Regions from separate parts of the Homo sapiens genome. Here region 1 is linked to region 2. The links are chromatin loops, found by intact Hi-C in ENCODE. Cell type or tissue: mammary epithelial cell. All regions are shown on one strand. Links, peaks and the distances in the headings refer to the core of each region. The heading gives the core; the rest is flanking DNA.

Region 1 (9,157 bases), core at 284-8,283, 200 kb before region 2:
TACTTTGACACTATGGAAATATCCTGTTTCTCATACTTTTGTCCACTAATTTTAGCATCCATTGATGGTTCCCTGCAACAGTTATTAGCTATGATATTTGCTTAGTAGTGATTATTTATTTCCATCATTTCTTCCACTTTGAATTCCACTTTCAAATTTATTAATTTGAAACGCTAATTTATTTTTTATCAATTTGGACTTACGGGCATAATCTATTACTATCATTATATATATTATTGCTCAAAATGTTTCCACCTAAGCCATTAAGAGGTCCCTCTAGTTAGCTCCTATATCCTTTTTTAGCTACCCCTGTCATTTTTTGAGCACTCCTTTTTGGCATCAGAAGCTGTTCCAGGCTCATCTATATTTTATGTTCTAAGCCTGAAATCAACTGTTTCTCCAAGGAGCGTTGGTTCCTTATATTATAGACTGGTATTTAGAAACCAAGATCATAGAGCTAGATGTGCTTACTGCTTCTCAGAAGACATTGGAAATGTATGTATGTGTATTAACCCATGTATACACACATATATAGTTCTTTTGGTTTTTCTTTTTGTAATAGTCAAAATACTTACGATAGCTCTTTCTATCTCACCCTCTTCATTTGTCATGTTATTCGTCTGCGGTACAATTACGTTCACTGGTTACTGTTTATTCTATTTTGGGTTGTCCTCCTCACATCCTGGTTTATTTATTTTGGGGGTATGTAAAACATTGTATGATTTTAAGAGTCAGAATTATTTTAAAAGGTATACTTAGAAAGGTTTTACTCCTCCTTTATGACTATTACTCTGTTTCTTTTTCCCATTCCCTTCTGCCCTGTTCCCACTTACTCTTAACCAGTCTCATTAATTTATGATTTATTCTTTTTTTTTCTTTTTTCTTTTTTTTGAGATGGAGTCTCACTGTTGTTGCCCAGGCTGAAGTGGAATGGCATGATCTTGGCTCACTGAAACGTCTGCCTCCCAGGTTCAAGTGATTCTCCTGCCTCAGCCTCCCAAATAGCTGGGATTACAGGCACCTGCCACCATGCCTGGCTAATTTTTTGTATTTTTAAAACACAAAACATTTTTAGTAGAGATGGGGTTTCACTTTGTTGGCCAGGCTGGTCTCGAACTCCTGACCTCATGATCCGCCTGCCTCGGCCTCCCAAAGTGCTGGGATTACAGGCGTGAGCCTCCACACCTGGCCAGTTTATTCTTTTGTACAAATGAATATACATATGAAAGAAAAATATATATATATTTACATTCCTTTCTGTTTTTCATGAAAGGTAGCATACTATAGATACTCTTTCACATTTTGCATTTTAAATTTAATGTGTCCTGGAAATCACTCAATATAAGTTCATAGAGATCTTCATTCTTCTTTATAGCTGTATAGTATCCCATTGTGTTGGATACATTGTAGTTTATTCAACCACTCTTACATATGAACATTGAGCATCTAGGTCGCTTCCAATATTTCGTAATTACAATGCTGTAGTGGATAACCTTGTGCATATTAATTTTGTATTGTTGGAGGTTTAACTTCAGAGTAGATTCGTAGAAGTAGAATTGCCAGGACGAAAGCTAAATGCATCCATAATTTTTACTAAGGGTTGTTAAATTTCCTTCCAGGAGGGCTCTACCAATCTTCATTCTCACCAGCAGTGTTCAAGAATATTCTCCCACAGCCTTGATAACAGAATATATTGTCATACTTTTTAATTTTTGCCAATCTGATAAAGAAGAAATGGTATCTCAGTGTTGTTTTAATGTCCATTTTTCTTTTTTTTTTTTTAATTTTTGTGACAGAGTGTTATTCTGTTGCCCAGGCTGGAGTGCAGTGGCATGATGCAGCTTTGAACTCCTGGACTCACGTGATCCCCTATCTCAGCCTCCCAAATAGCGGGGACTACAGATGTGCACCACCACACTCTGCTAATTTTTAAAATTTTTTCTGTAAACGTAGGGTCTTGCTACGTTGCCCAGGCTGGTCTCAAACTCCTGGGCTCGTGCAATCCTCCTCCCTCAGCCTCCCAAAAGACTGTGATTACAGGTGTGAGCTACCATGCCTGGCTGCATTTTTGTAACTATAACATTTTTTTTCATATATTTAAGGGCCATTTTGTGTATTTCATTTTATATATTTTTGGTTCACTTGTCTGTTGATATCGGGTTTTTGGTCCTTTCTCCCTTGATATTCAAAAGCTCTTTACATATTAGGGGAATGTCTGTTGCAAATATTTTCTCCTAGTTTGTCAGTTGTCTTTTGACTTTGTTTATGGTAATGATGGTGTTGCTGTTTTACCATGTGTTATATTTCATTTTTATGTGGTCAAATTATCTTTTTTTGCCTCTATTTTAAGTCAGTCTCTACACTGAGATCAGAGAGTAATTTACTCATGGTTTCTTCCAGTAATTGTATAATTTTATTTTTTGTACTTGGGTCTCTGGTACATTTGGAGTTTATTCTTTTGTACGGCATGAAATGCAGATCTAATTTTATTTCATTTTTTTCCAACTGGCTACCCAGTTGTCCTGACACCATTTATTAAAAAGTACATCTTTGCCCCAGTGGCTTGAGATGCCACTTTCATCACATGCTAAATTGGACGGAATCACCTGTAAAGTTCCCTTTTTGCTATTTTTACTTTGTCATGGTGTGATTTGTCTTTTGCTATCTGTTCATTGCCTGTGGTGACAAATGTTTGTTCTGAAAGAATAGTTAATTATTGCAGCAATAATCTTGAAAGCTAAAGCAATTTACCGTCTGGCTCTGTGTTTATAAAACACTGTTACCCAAATTGAACCCACAGCTCTGAGATATTACTCCTTCTGTCTAAATGTTATCAGTGTCTGTTCTATTGTAAAATCATTAGGCTGAAATGAAGCTTTTTAAAATTAGTCTCAGTTCTACTTTGGAACCATTGTACTGAAACCTTGGAGAACAGTCTTATGAGAACTGGCTTTATTCATGTTTATTGTCTTTGACTCCTGGACTTGTTTCCTTCATTCAGCTGCTGGATCTAGGTAGACAAATTGTTATACCAGGCTATTGTCAGAGTAGATTCATTAGAATAATAAGGTAATTTAACTTTCATGTGCACCTATATCCAGAGTACAAAGTTGCCTGGCAAGAATGATGTCCTCATTAAAATTCAGAAAACCTCAAACAAAGTCCAGCCATTATTCTTCTAAAATGAATTTACATGTGAAGGAACACCATCTTACAGAATCCTCCTGTTTTCAGAATAAATAATTAGCTCTTTAGAGAAATAGATTAATAAAAGCAATGCAATATTGTACCATTTCTCCATCTTATAAGGCCAGTCTTAAGTATTTGATTAGTGCCATAGAGCTGACTTTGCTTGCAAAGCACCCCCATTTCTTGGGCTTCAAATGTCAGAGTATGTGGAAAGTGCCAGAGGAATTTTAATTCATTTCCTTTATTTTGTCTCTCTCTTAAAATACTTATTTCAAAGTGATGAAGAAAGGTGCAGGTAAAAATGAAGCCATGGCTTCTATTACGGTTTTTTTCTTTACAGTCACGTTATTCATACCTTTGCCCTCTAGAGGGAGCAAGAAGGTTATAGTTGTTAAGTAGTCATAGTTCCTGAAAAAACTCCAATCTTACCTCCCTTACCTCCCCAACCCAGATGGAAATTTGTTTCAGTAGGTGGGGCTATTTCCTTGGAAATAGTATTATTTATTTCACTCCTCAAGCTCCCCACTGTGGTCCTTTTCCTCCATTAAGGTAGAGAGACCTGTAAATTCTTTTCTCCCGATTCCTACCAGCAACAAAAATGTTAGAGAACATGGCCAAAGACTAAACCATAGTTTAATTTGACTAGTTAGAGAACCAACCCTCCAGGTGGCTTCTGGGCTGAAAAGTTGATGTATCACAAGATCCTTCGTTGATAGAAAAGTCCAAGCTATTAGAAAATGCTGTTTCTCATTGGTCTCCTGCTTCACAGGAAGCTTTCTCCGTGACGACTGGTCCCAAATAAACACTTAACAACTTTCTCTGAAACAAAATCCTGTACAATAATGATGACCTAATTTCAACGTATACATTTTCTCTCTCTTGTGGTTATTGGTAAATTCAAGATGGGTTTGTGGCGCCTGATTCTGGATCTTAAATGTTATGCTGAATCTGAGAGCTTGGCTTGAGGAGGTTTGGGAGTGGTTGGGTTTTTTCTTCTTTGGCCTGACATGGGCTGGCCTATGGAGGATTTCAGCCCCGGTGCCTTCCATGCACAGAAGAAACCTTTCTTCATACTCTACAGTGGGCTTGACGTACCATCTGTATGCTGCTGATTCCCAAATTTTTATCCTCATCTCTGACCTCTCATCAGAGTGGCCTGTTTCATATTACTTGAATATCTCATTGGAATTTCAAATTTAATAAGTTCAAAACAGAATCCCTGACTTTTCCCACTGCACACCAGTTTCTTGCCCAGGATTCCCCATTTCTGTAAAAATGGACAACCAACTGTCTATTACTGACTTATGAGTCATTTTTGGTTCCTCAGCTTTCTTCACCCCTACCATCTAATCCATCAGCCAATTCTGCTGATTCTACCTCCAAAATATTTCCTCATCCTGCCTCCTTTTACTTATCTCTCCTACTCTCTACTCCACTTCCAACAGGTATCAAGCTATGGTTATTTCTCACCCAGAACATTAGGATAGGTTCTTAGCAGATGTAATGATGGCCATGGTTTGGAACAATTTCATGTGCTTTTCTCTTTTTCCTGAATATATCTGCCTCTGAGATGAGATAAATGAATGCAAACTAAAAGGAAGAGTTAAGATTTGGCTTGTGACATTCAAAAACGGGGTTCTGCAGAAAGACAGTAGGCTTAAAAACTAGTCCGTGTAGGGAGAGAAAAGATTTTTAAATGTTTTTATTTTTTATTTTCGTAGCAAGGAGTAGGCCTGGAAAATTAGACTGTAAATTTCTATGATAACATATATTAATAGAATGTTTATTCTATTCACCATTAATGCTCTGCACTCATTGAGGCTGCAGTTCAGAAGATGATGACTATGATAATGAAGGCTGCACTCCAGCCTGAATAGATTTTTGGAGGAGGAAGACAGAAGGGGGTCAGAAGAGGTAGATGGTGAGTTCAGCACTCTGATCTTCCTTCTGGTCTCAACCCTGGAGAGTGGGAAGTCTGTTAAATTCCTAAAGGGAAATGGGGCAGAGAGGTTCCTTCCTTGCTTCCAGCCTGGAACACTGGGAAGAGATCACCTGGAAGCTCCTTGAGGGACCTTCTTGGCAAACCTGGAGGGTGACCACATGAAATCAATTCAGAGATGTGGTCAGAGAGAGTGATGGTCTAATTTGCATCCCCAGTACTTCCTCTGTTCTCCCAAGACATGAATGCAGACTTGAGAGCTGACAAGGCCTACACAGGCCTGTTGAGATAGGGGATTTACAGAGACTTAAAGGGGTTTGTAATGCCCGTGAGAGCTGAAATGAATGAGGCTGTCATACAGGGAGTCACTGGGTCCAACTGAGCTGAGAGGGAGCATAGACCAAGATGCCTGCCAGCTGCAGCCTCAGCCATAGCCCCTAATGACACCATTGAGGGCTAATCACAAGGGGAATAAGGCACATTGCTGGGGAGCCAAAAGACCCTGCATGGTTTTGAGGACTTTTACCCCCAATCTGCAAGGTCATGTACACTTCTTTGCCCAGCACTGTCCTGGGGGCCAGGGATGTTGCTGAAATCTAGAGACTAAGTATGTTTAACCAAAGTGGCCGAGTTTTACCTAAAAGAAAGATTTAAATTATTGTATTGATCTAAATGTTATCCCCTGCTTTTTTGTTTTTCTATAGTGCATAGGAGCTAGCAAGCAAGAATAGATCAGATCTAGGCGAAGCAGAAGTGTAATTTCTCTGCACATGTGAGTTCTGGGGTGAGTGCTGCACTGGTTGCTTCCTGCCCCCACCCTTACCACTACTGTAGTACACACACAGCAGGCAAAGTGGTCTTTAAAAGTGAGATCTGGTTCTATGTCCTATCCCAACCTTCTAAAAAACTTCCTGTTGGGCACAGAATTAAATACCAGCACCTCACTATGGCATAAAAGGCCCCACATGATCAGGGTCCTGTCTTCTGTCTGTCACATCCTATACCTTGTCTAAGAAGCTCCAGCACAGTGGCCCCTCTACTCCTTGAACAGGCTGTGCTATTTCCCATTGCAAGCTTTTGCACTTGGTGTTTATGCTGATGCCTTCCATTTGCCCTTCTAGACCTAATCTTCAGTCTTTCTCATCTTGTTCTGTGTGCCAGTAGGCTGATGGTGTGAATTGCATCGATGAACACTCTTGCTTCCTGACTTCCTGTTGGAATTGGCCAATGGGAAGCACTAGCAGGAGATCAGAGAGAATGAGGAGGAGATATTTATTCAGGGTATTTACCACCCCACCCCTGCTCCTTCCTTGCTGGCTAGTTACCTGAGGATGGTTGCATCCCTTTACCAAAGGCCACAGCTCCTATCAGGGGTCTTCTCCATCTTTTGGTAGCCACTCCTCCCTTTGTCCCTGCAGGCCAGGGGTGCTCATGGTTCCCCCCACTTTTGGTAGCCCTGGGTAGCTAGTTTCATTAAGCTCTACCTGCGCTTTTGCACATCGTCCCTTGTGAGTGTCTTCTGCTTCCTATTAGGCCTCAGCTGTCACATTGCTCGTTCTGTAGGCTCTCTGCATGCTGGTTCATTCTTTTCCTTGAGCTCAGCTCAGATGTTACCTTCTGAGGCAGGAGTAAAGGGAGGGAAGAAAGGGCCCCCCGACTCCTCCTCATCTCCCTGCCCACTCCCATGTCCTGCTTTATGCTCTTCACTTATTTATTTATTTTATTTAACATCTTTTTCATTGTGGTAGGAATACTTAATGTGAAACCTACCCTCTTGCCAAGTTTTTAACAGTGCAATATAGCATTGTTTATAATAGGCATAATACTGTACCACAGATCTCCAGAACTTTCTTATCTCACGTAACTGAAACTTTATACCTGTTGAATAGACACTCCCTATCCCATCCTTCCCTCCCTGCAGCTCCTGGGAACCAGCATTCTACTCTCTGCTTCTATGTGTCTGACTATTGTAGATACCTTATATAAATAGTGGAATTACGCAGTGTTTGTCTTTCTGTGACTCTGGCCTTCACCCTTTTTTTTTTTTTTCGAGATGGAGTCTTCCTCTGTCCCCCAGACTGGAGTGCAGTGGCGTGATCTTGGCTTGCTGCAACCTCCGCCTTCCAGGTTCAAGTGATTATCCTGCCTCAGCCTCCCGAGTAGCTGGGACTACAGGTGCATGCCACCATGCCTGGCTAATTTTTTTTTGTATTTTTAGTAAAGATGAGGTTTCACCATATTGGCCAGGCTGGTCTCAAAATCCTGACCTTGTGACCTGCCCACCTTGGCCTCCCAAAGTGCTGGGATTACAGGTATGAGCCACCACGCCTGGCCCCTTCACTCTTTTTAACAACATATTTTTAATTTCTTGCATTGAAATCATAATTTGACACTATTTTTTGTTGTTGTTTTTTACTTGTCTCTTTTAACTGGACTGTAAGCCAACAATAGAAGGAAACTTTTGTGTTTCACTCACTACTGTGTCCCCAGTGCCTAGAACAGGGCTTGTACATAGGAAGCAGGAAATAAACTTTTTTTAAAAGAAATGAATGGGGAGCTGATTTTTCATGCCCTTGAGAAGCCAAGATCTCGAGGCAGGCATATGTGGGGGTGTCAAAAGCAGGTCAGGAGGTCGTCTCATTTCCTTGTACTTTCATTGCATCAAGGTGCTAACACTGCTTCTCAGGTACCATTTGTTAACTGAACCATCAATGCTTAGGAAGTAGAAAGGAAGAAATGAAATAATTATGTTTCAGATTGAGCCCTTTTCCTGGAAACTTGGAAGAGTGTTCCATACCATCCAGTCTTTCTGTCACTTTTACCTATTTCAGGTGTGTCCAGTCTCAGCTGGGAATGGAAGATGCTTTGCATATCTTTAAAATCTTCGGGCCATAGAGTTGGGGAGAGTACAGAAAGAATACCACAGAACTTTTATGCCAGAAAATGGCAGGTGCTCCAAGGGCTATGTTGGAATGCTTGGAGTGCATAAAAATACCAAGGTGAGTGCCTAGCAGAGGGTTCTCAACATTAGACCTAAGTCATAAACTCCAAAGGTTGTTTTCAGGAATCTGTACTTTTAAAAGTTCTGAAGATGCATCTGGGGCCAGGATGAGGGCCACTGGTCTGACATAAAGAGGATGGGCTCTGCTTAGTTCCATAAATTCAGGGAGTTAATTATGTTGTTTTAAATTTCTTGAACCATTAGCACAGGGCTGATGAGCCAAACACCTTTTATGTTTGAATCAATAGATGTTTCTTCCCATGTCTTTGGGAATATTTCACAGTAGAAGTTGGGGTCTTGAAAAGTTGGCATTTGAAGGCTAGTGTTATTTTTTGCTTACAAAATAAGAAATTGATCTTTGGAAAGCAATTTAGGAATCTTATTTGGCCACAGTGGCATTGAGACCACTCTCTTTCTCCCTTTAAGCTTCATTATAACTCGAGTCCATTGCATAAAGCTCTTTTTATTGTAAAATGAGACCCCCATCAGGATCCTATAGACAGTTTTATTTCCTCTTGTTGCTTTCGGTACTCCCATACCATATTTCTGTAAAGGGCAACCTTACATTGAGTTTGGCATTGCTGGGTAGGCATTGCTGTCTTCAGGAGCCTTCTTCAGCTCATTTCTTTTTTGTTTGTTGCTCATAAAATAGCAGGCATCTGTGCACCAAGCTGATGTATTCATTGGTCCATGTACCTTTTAGTCCTTGTGTGTACATTTAGGTTGTACAGACTTACAGTAATATTACTGCTAGAATTCTATTATATATCTCTTCCATTTATATTATGCCATGAGTTTTTTTTTGGAGACAGGGTCTTACTTTGTTACCTAGACTAGAATGCAGTGGCATGATGATGGCTCACTGCAGCCTTGACCCTCCCAGGCTCAAGCAATCCTCCCACCCCAGCCCCCCAAGTAAGCTAGAAGTACAAGTGTGTGCCACCACGCCCAGCTAATTTTTAAAAATTTTTGTAGAAACAGGGTCTCACTGTGTTGCCCAGGCTGGTATTGAACTCCTGGTCTGAAGC
Region 2 (9,157 bases), core at 402-8,401:
TCAAACTATTTAAAGTCAATATTTCATTTTTACATGTTTCAAGGAAAATGAAAGGTAATGAACACAGAGCATCTTTTATGTAGAGTGTATTGTTTGTTTCATGTAACTCTTAGAACAACCCTAGAGGTAATTATTCGTCATATCTATATTCATCCAGATGATAAAACTGAGGCTTGCAGAGATTAAGTAACTCACCCAAAGCCACATAGCTGGGGCAGAGTAAGAGTTCGCTTCTTTATGAAGAGTGTGTGCTATTTCCGTTACACCATGTTGTCTTAGCGTTTGAGGTCTAGAAAAGCACCTTCAACATAGATGTTCAATAAATCTGTTAAATGTATAAAAAATAAGCTTTTCCATTAAAAAAATCTATTTTAAGTCATAAGTCAAAGAATATCTTTACAGGGAATTGGGCATGTTCAAAATTGTTGGAAAGGCTTGGGTTGGGGGATGTGAGGCTGGGATTCCAGATGATTTCAGAATGAATTGCTGATCTGACCTGCCAGGGAAGCCACCTCTGTTTCCTTCTGCTATGGCCTGGAACAGATGTGAATCAGGAGGCCACTGCTGATACTGTTAACTCCAAGAACAAATCACCTTAGCTGCAATATAACCATCAAGAAAACTTGACTACCACCACCAGAATAGCCACTCAACAGTCACCCAGTGGAGACAGGGCCCTGGAAACTGTTAACTCCAAGAACAGATCACCTTAGCTGCAACATAACGAACAAGAAAACTTCACTACCACCACCAGAATAGCCACTCAGCAGTCACCCAGTGGAGACAGGGCCCTGGAACCCTGCTGTAGAGAAGCTCCTGCCTCCATAAACCTGTTTGCAAATAGCAACAGGAGAAGCAGCAGGAAAGATAGTCCCTCCCTCACTTCCATCTTCCAAATCTCCCATGTGCAACTAATTTGGAGGACTGAATTGTAAATCAAACCCCGGCTGGAAGAGAGCCTAGGAAATGCAGTTTTTAGCTTTCCGGCCTGTGAACCATGGAGGGAAAGTGAAGTGGATGATGAGTGCCAGTTTCTCATATTCACATCTCCCACTTCCTATCCAACTGCAATGTCCATCACTTGGCAAAGCAATTTTGAAACTTTGAAAGGCAGTCAATGGGGTAGAAGTTTTGGTTGACATTAGTTGAACACAGCTACTCTCTGAGTGTCAAAGGGCTGCACTAGTAGCTTCTTGGGTGAGGAGCTTCCTGGGCCTGCACTTGGCCTATGATGCTTCTGCCTCAAAGATAAATGAGCTGAGGATTAGTTTATACCCTGCGAGGTCCTCAGAAGAACACAGCGTAATTGAAGTTAATGTGCTTTCTTTACAAGCATTTAACCAAGCTCAAAAGTGTCTGTGGACAGTTGGCTTTTAAGGCGTCTAAGAACATGGTTACAGAGGGCCTCTCACCAACCACCAGCTTCTAGAGAAGCCCGTGTGGGATGGGGATGCCTCCACGGCCTTTGCTCTGCTTCACAGCTCACCTACACAAGTCTCATGTCAAGTCAACTCTGCTGGTCACATGGGTTTCTTCCCTGTCTCTCTGTGTTTCTTCTCTTCTTAGAAGAAAACTGGTCATTGGATTTAAGGCCTACCCTAATCCAATAGGACCTCATTTTTAACTAATTACATCTGCAAGACCCTATTTGCAAATATGACCACATTCTGAGGTTCCAAGTGGACATGACCTTTGAGGGAACACTATTCAACCCACTATAGTGACCCTTTCAACTGTGCACTGTGCAGAAGATTTGTGTTTTCTTGCTAAGACAAACCCTAGATCCAGTACACCATTCCTGTTTGAGGAACAGTACCTGTGACCATCTCTTCATCCCATCTCACTCCCTAACTCAATCCAAATTTCTAATTTCTGCATTTGAAATTTCTGCATTTCTGTTCAATATGTGATCCTCTAGGGTATATCGTAGTCACGCCATCCTTTGTTTGGTGGTGATCACATGTGTGGTTACAGAATCATGGGCATGGCTCGGTTGAAGATTATATATGCTGGATATATGTCTTCATATTTTATTTATATGGCTGTATTTTTCTACCTAAGCGAAAAACCTTTTCAACAGGTTAACTTTCCCGAGGTGAGGAAGTCCAAGCCCAGAGCATTTTAACAACAGGTGACATTTAGCAGGCACACTGCAGTCAAGCTGAGGGATGGCCAGGGAACTGCCTCAGAATCCCAGACCTGATTGTTGCCAGACTTCCCCTTGAAGTTCCAACCATACTTGCAAGTTTGCAAGTTGGATCACTTCCTTTTCTTTTTTTTTTTTTTTTAATTGTTTTGAGATGGAGTCTCGCACTGTCACCCAGGCTGGAGTGCAGTGGCGCGATTTCGGCTCACTGCAAGCTCCGCCTCCCGGGTTCACGTCATTCTCCTGCCTCAGCCTCCCGAGTAGCTGGGACTACAGGCGCCCGCCACCATGCCCGGCTAATTTTTTGTATTTTTAGTAGAGACGGGGTTTCACCGTGTTAGCCAGGATGGTCTCCATCTACTGACCTGTTGATCCGCCCTCCTCGGCCTCCCAAAGTGCTGGGATTACAGGCATGATCCACCATGCCCGGCCTGCAAGTTGGATCACTTTCTTTGTGGGAGTCTGATGGACTGAGGAGGGCTATCTAACTATTAAGCATTAGCAGTATGCAGTATGGTGCAGCAGTTCTGTATCAAGAATTCCTGTGTAGAGTTTTTATGTGCATTCAATGCATTGATGGTTTCATTTATTGACTTTGCAGGCATTTATGAAGTTCTTACTGTATACCTGTTATCATAACTGGCACTGAAAACATAGAAAAAATAAAAGACCAGAATAGTTCCCAAAGGAATCAAATTTCATACTTGTATCTTCGTGGACACTGATACAATGCTAATCTCTTTCCTGGTCAGTCCAGAGCTTTGCTGATCTATAGACTCAATCACAAGATGCCTATTTCAAGTTGAAAGTGGATGAGAAATTCTGGTTGTGGGTATGCTTGTCCTTATGTGGAAGATGCCAGTCATTCTCTCTTTTGTCATTTAACCTATGTTGTCATATCCCTAACGATCTCTGACCTTGCAGCCCTTAAAAAGAATGATGCAATGCTATATATGCTAGGCATGGAAAGATGTCCTAGATACAATATTCAGTGAAAAAAGCAAGTTTCAGGATAGTATATAGGGTATAAAACCGTTTTTTTTTTTTTGTTTTTGAAGTACTGGAGAAATGTTGTTCTGGGACCAGCAGCATGAGCATTACCTGGGAACTTGTTGGAAATGCAAATGCTTAGGCCTCACCCCAGACCTACTGCATCAGAAACTCTCAGTATGGGTTTGGGAATCATGAACATGACCCCCAGGTGGTCCCAATGAATGCTCAAGTTGAAGACCTGCTGCTCTAGCGTGTACAGTGTCCCAGTATTGTTTGTTACTGTATATAGTATCCTAAGGTCTAGTGTGGGTTTGTCACAGCTTTATAACTGGCTTATAGTTACAGTCCCTGTAAATGAATTGCTTGTTATAAAGAATTTTGATTACATTATTTTTGGTTTATTGTATTTGTATATACATTTCCTTTACAAAATCAGTAAAATACAAAATCAACAAATTATAGGTACTGGAAAAAATGCTGCTGACTATATGAAAACAATCTCTAGATGGCTGTACATTAAGCCAGTGCTTTTCAGACTCTGATTTACATACAGATCACTTGGGGGATCTTGTGAAAATGCAAGACTGGATTAAGGCCTGAGGTCCTGCATTTCCAACCAGCTCCAGGTCAGTGCTGCTGTTCTATGGGTCACATTTTGAATAGCAAGCCACTAAAATGTTATCCATAGTTATTGTTGGAAGGTCAAATGGTGGGGAGTTATGCTTTGTACATTTCACCTTTGCGCATTATTTTTTAAAAATATTTTTTACAAATAACTATATTCAGAGAAAGGATGAAAGATTTTTAAAGTCTTTCACCAGAATTTGCCTTACTTTGACATCTCTCTGCTATGCAGGCTTAGCCTTGAAACACATTTCCAAGAGTGAAGCAAAAGGAAACTCATTTATTGGCCCTAGAAATCCCCCCACTGATACTGTAGAAATGAATGTTAAAAAGCAGTGGTGATAGGTATAGAGGGAAGTAGGAAGAAATTCATATTAGCTGGAATTTTTTTAGTGCCAGTATTAGAAATCTAACTGAAATGGGCTTAAGGAGATAAAGGACATTTTTAAGAAATCTGAGGGAAATGCTTGCTTTCGTCATGGCTGAATGAAGTGTTCAAACGATGTAGTAACGAGATCTGCTTTCTTCTGCAGTGGCTTTATCTTCAGGCAGTTCCTCTTTCCCTAGGGTGGCCACCAGCAGCCCTAGGCTCTGCTTCTATGATTAGAAACCACAGCAGAATGAGAACCTCCCTTCCCAGCAAAAATTCCAGGGACGACTCCCATTGGCAGGAGCCCGTCTCTGAAATTTTCGCAGTAATTTTGATTGGCTAGACTTGGCCACAGGCCCACTTCTGAAGAAGTCTGGGGGTGGTGTCAACAACATCCACGACAGCTGAGAGGAAGGGGTGATTCCCCAAAGGAAAATCAAAGTTTTGATACAAAAACAAGATGGAATAGATGTAAAACTGAGAGATGGTGTTCTGTTATTGTGCCAGTCTTCCAGCCCAATCCTTTCATTTTGCTTATTTGGAAATCAGTTTAAGGGATTTATTCAAGGTCACATGGGTAGTCAACAGCAGAGCAAGACTTAACAACTTCTGCCCTATTTCTACATCCTCTCTACTGTAGTACTACCACCTTCTTGGAAACTAGGAATGAATCAAACATGGAGCTTCTATAATGCTTGCCTTATCTTTGAAATGTCTTCTTAAATACTGTATTTCATGATATTGAATTTAAAGGAACTCTAATTGCACATCTCTCATCTTTGACTCTCCTACATTGACTGCCTGGAGTAAGAAAGCCACATTCTTTCTGTGATAGTAATCCTTGCTACTCCTTTCCTCTTTGGGGAAACAAGTCAAAGCTTGACAAAGTGTAGCTGCTGATCTATTTGAACGAAGTTCGATCCCTAACCAGTGATCCCATGAATGAGGTGGATGCCCTATGGATGGAGAAGCTCACACCGGCCTCTGCTTTTTTTGTGGTATATTTTATCCCGAGAGCTTGATTAATAATCTAGACTGGGTCCTCCCTTTGGGTGGGTATGTTGCCCTCCCAATTTTCCCAGGCACAGCAATATCTCTGCAGACAGGTACGGGCATGCATCAGAAATCTGGAGGCTCGCCCAAAAAGTTATGTCTGCTGTTTGTGAAGGGGCAATGTAGCAATTATATGAGTAATGCAGTGGCAGATCTTCTATGAGAAATTAAAACTGGAGAAAGAGGGCTTTCCTCCTTGAAGGAAGGGTGTTGGGTGAACTAACACTATTTTCTCCTGCCCTTTCCCCCAATCTCAATCCCTTTCTCTCCAAACATTCTTCCTTGAGCACCCCACTCTGGCACTCAAAAAGCCATGGGAATGGGAAAGAAGTGGCTGGAAGTAAACAGCCTGCTTACTCACAGCAACTGAAAATTTTGTTTCGACGATTCTGGTTCCAGGGGCAGGAGCTGAAGATTAATGCCTGGAGTCTGCCCCATTCTGAGAGCAGCAGCCTGGCTCCTGGTGGCTCCAGCAGCAGGTAGGAAAAAAATGTTTGTTCTTACCCTTTTTTATGAAATATAATCTGAAGACAAATTTAATGTTAAATTCCTGTACAATGGGCACAGTAGAATCATCGAAGGGTTTAAATAATTTGATTTGTCTGCAAACCAGCCCAAACTGCTGAGGGAGTTGGTTCTGCTGCTGAAGTTGATCTGTCTCATGATTTATTCTTTAGGGAAGGGGGTACCTTGGGTTGTCCAATGTAACAGCCACTGCTGTCAGGGCTAGGAAGAAACTCACATCTTCATGACTTGACAGTGCCTGTGCTTTCTGTACTTTTGCTTACAGTGTGTGTGTTTATGTACGTGTCCTGTACTCTAGACACACACTTGCCTTGGTAAGAACACTCTCAAAAACACAGATGATAACCTGACCAGAAGACCGGTCCCTTTGATGCACCGTTTTATTCTAAATGTTTCAAGAGCCCAACAATGACTTCTTGTAAGACACCATCATAAGTTTTTAAAAAGGAAGTTATTAAGAGTCTGGGAAACATTAAGTAGGTGTCGGTTACATTAGTATCAGTTACATGCTTACCCTCTGGGTTGGAAAAGGAGACATTTACATATTTGGGGTTCCTGCACTTCTTTTATGAGGGGTATAACTTAGCAAAACTAGACAAGAAACTGTACAATGAATACAATGAGCTGTTACAGAGTTTGTCATAACCAGATCCCAAGTGTTGTAAAAGTAAAATATGATGCATGTGTGATAGAAGGAAGTGATAAAGGGAATATGGAGAAGAACAAAGTGGAGTTTTATGAGAATTTCTAGGTCTACTTTTAAAAAACAGACTAAGTTTGTGAGTCAGTAACTAGGCAATCAGTTCTCAGAGAAGCTACTTATGAACTGTGTCATCACATTACTTTTAAGATGACCAAATATTGAGGCTATCTGTTGTTTGCCATTGTGAGTGTGTGCTTGTGTTTCTGCATGTGTATTTATGACAGAGAGAGAGAGACAGAATATGAGGGAGGGAGAGAGGAGAAACTCTCATATATTGGCTTACAGACAAATGCTGGGTCATTTAAAAATGCATCTCTGTAACCACTTGTTCTGGAAACATTAATCACCACCTTCTGTGTTTTGGGCACCGTGCTGGGTCCTGGCTGTATACGTGTGTATAGTGTGTGGGGCACAGTGCTAGGTCCTGGACGATATATGTGTGTATTTTGTGTGTGTGTGTGTGTGTATAAAATGCGAAATTTCTTCTTTAGTAACCTTTACCTACCTCTTATTCGTGTTGCCAACAAAAAGACAACCGCAGAGTTTTAGTGCAGTTACCGTAGCAGAATTCTTAAGGTGGCCCAGTTACCGAAACTGCTTGTGTACTGACCTACTATAAAAATATGTATTGTCTATATATACTTGGGAATGACACCCTGTTGAAAATAAATACTGTGTTCCTCTCAGTACTGGGCTCAAGCTTCCTTAAAATCCAGTTCTCCAAGGCCAAGAATAGTGAGAGCACTGCTATGAGATTTGGACCCTGTTTGTGATCCCTGAGTTCCCTGGGCAAGGGCCCTGGTTCTTGACTAAGGGCAGGCTCTAAGGCAGGGACCAAATACCTTCTCTGCCCTGCCCTCTCCCCAAAACCCTGGGAATGAAGTTGAATGGGGAGTGGGGTGGGTGGAGCCCCTTCCCCTTTGGAAGACTCTTCCCTGGGTGTCTCCAAGGGAAGCTTCTTTTCTCTTTTGCATCGTTCTGAATGCCCTAGGCCCTCAACAAACATTCTTGAACTTCCTTGCATGTTAGCATGGGGCCCTCACCTGCCCTAAGAGGCTAACTCCTTAGCTGGACTGAGGCAGGCCCACAGGCAAGGTTGATAGATGTAAAGGTCACCTCAGTACCAGCACATGCGCTTCCTTTTCACTGCTTCCTTACAGCTGCTTCTTCTCTTGGTTGCTATAAATAACATCCTTCCCCACTCTGGAAAATGTCTGAGTTTTTCATTGATGGTTCCCCAGCTCCTCACATCTCCTAGTTCTGGTGAAATATGCTGCCATGGGGGAAATGACAAAGCAGAGGAAGAAATCAGCAGCAATATCAGTAACAGCACCCAGAATTTGCTGAGCGCCAGCTATGTGCCAGGTACTGTGCCAAAGGCTTTATATACCTGATCTAATTTATTCTTTACAACAACCCTATGAAGTAAGGACTACTGGTATCCCCATTTCATAGAAACAAACAAACAAAACAAAACAAAAAAATTTAAAAAATGAAACCAAAATGGACGCTTAGCCTTTTCTCTGCTGCTGGGGGATTCAAATCTAAGTGCCCGACTCCAAAGCATTCGACCACAGCCTGTGATGACAGTGAAAATCAAATTGATCTTGAAAGTTGGCCAGGAGAAGACAGTACAGCTCTGTGAGGCGGACACTTAGGCAGAATCCCTTCTGGCCCTCTTAGCTCCCCTGTTCTTCCATGGAGGCTCTGGAAAGGTCTGCTGGAAACCACCAGGGAGACCAAAGGACTTCCTCTGCTGCCTGTGAGTTGTCTCTCCAAGTGTCCTGTCGTGCCTCCCTTTGAGGTCTGGCAGCTGACATTTATCTTGGTCTTTGTTTACAAACAAGGGCTGTGCATCTTGTTCTTTCCTTGCTGTTCAGGGCTGACTCTAACTCTGCAGGAACATATGTTTGACTTCCACTATGCTGCTGTTTCCGGAGACAGAGTCCTGCTTTAAGAGGAGTCAGGAAGTGTCCACACTTGTTCTTTTCCTTTCCTTGAGTTTCAGCTAATATATTCCCCAGAACCTACCTAGAACCAAGAGTTCTCCTCTTGGGATGGACTCCTAGTACCTGTTTGAAACTACTCTCAGGTAGAGTTTGGGAAATCTCTAACCTGTTTGCCTGTGGTCCTACAATTAACCAGTCTTGTGATAGCTCATTCCCAAGCTGTCACAACTGTCACAACTCTAACCTGTTCCTGTGTGTATCTATAGGCAAATCTTCTGTAATGTGGATCTTGTCTCACAAGACTAGGGATGCCAGAGGAGGGCCAAGGTCAGCCTCCTTAGCACCGAGACCATTGGATGACTCTGGTTAACTTGAGCAGCATACCGAGACCTATCCCCTTAAACGTCTTAGAAACTATTTTTATTGTATAACTTGGTAATGAATCAGTCAAGTATCACCTTCTTTGATGTTTGGTCTTAAGTTGCTTATTTTCATTTTCAAAGAGTTTCTCTCATTTTGAATTTTTAAAAAAAGAGAATAAAAGAATTGCAGATTTGAAACAACAGAAAGGAAGAAGACTAATATTAATTGAACAGGTAGTGTGTACCCAGTGTTTTACTATCCTCTTTACATGTGATACACCATTTAATCATGACAGAACCTGGCAAAGTAGAAAGACCCATTTTACAGTTGAAGACATTAAGGTTTAGTAAAAGTTCAGTACTAGGTGTGATGGAGGCGGCATGTAAATGGGGGTTGTAATTTGAAGCTCAAGTTGTTTCCCTTATTCCATG

The links. A loop is a pair of places that touch in the nucleus more often than their neighbours do. Peaks named below come from ENCODE experiments on the same cell type or tissue, not always from the same donor. Only the 100,000 strongest peaks of a DNase experiment are listed, where the experiment ranks them.
Region 1: a loop joins it to region 2, with 10 times the contacts of the local background. A loop is called at or near these places in 3 of 110 quality-filtered maps.

Annotation. Positions count from the first base shown.
Region 1 is chr14:51,279,937-51,289,093 of GRCh38, forward strand. It overlaps LOC124903315 (a long non-coding RNA gene), which reads left to right and starts at 7,495. Exons shown (of 2, transcript XR_007064164.1): 1 at 7,495-8,127. In mammary epithelial cell, for the core only: a CTCF peak has its summit at 3,607 (motif pointing right); a DNase peak (open chromatin) is centred at 3,635.
Region 2 is chr14:51,483,756-51,492,912 of GRCh38, forward strand. The region is part of intron 2 of FRMD6-AS2 (FRMD6 antisense RNA 2); the gene reads right to left. It also overlaps a transcript of FRMD6 not described here. Among named protein-coding and RNA genes, the nearest start is that of LINC02310, 91 kb to the left of the region's middle. In mammary epithelial cell, for the core only: no CTCF peak of the experiment used is centred there; DNase peaks (open chromatin) are centred at 5,246 and 6,696; H3K4me3 peaks cover 3,429 bases; H3K27ac peaks cover 4,080 bases.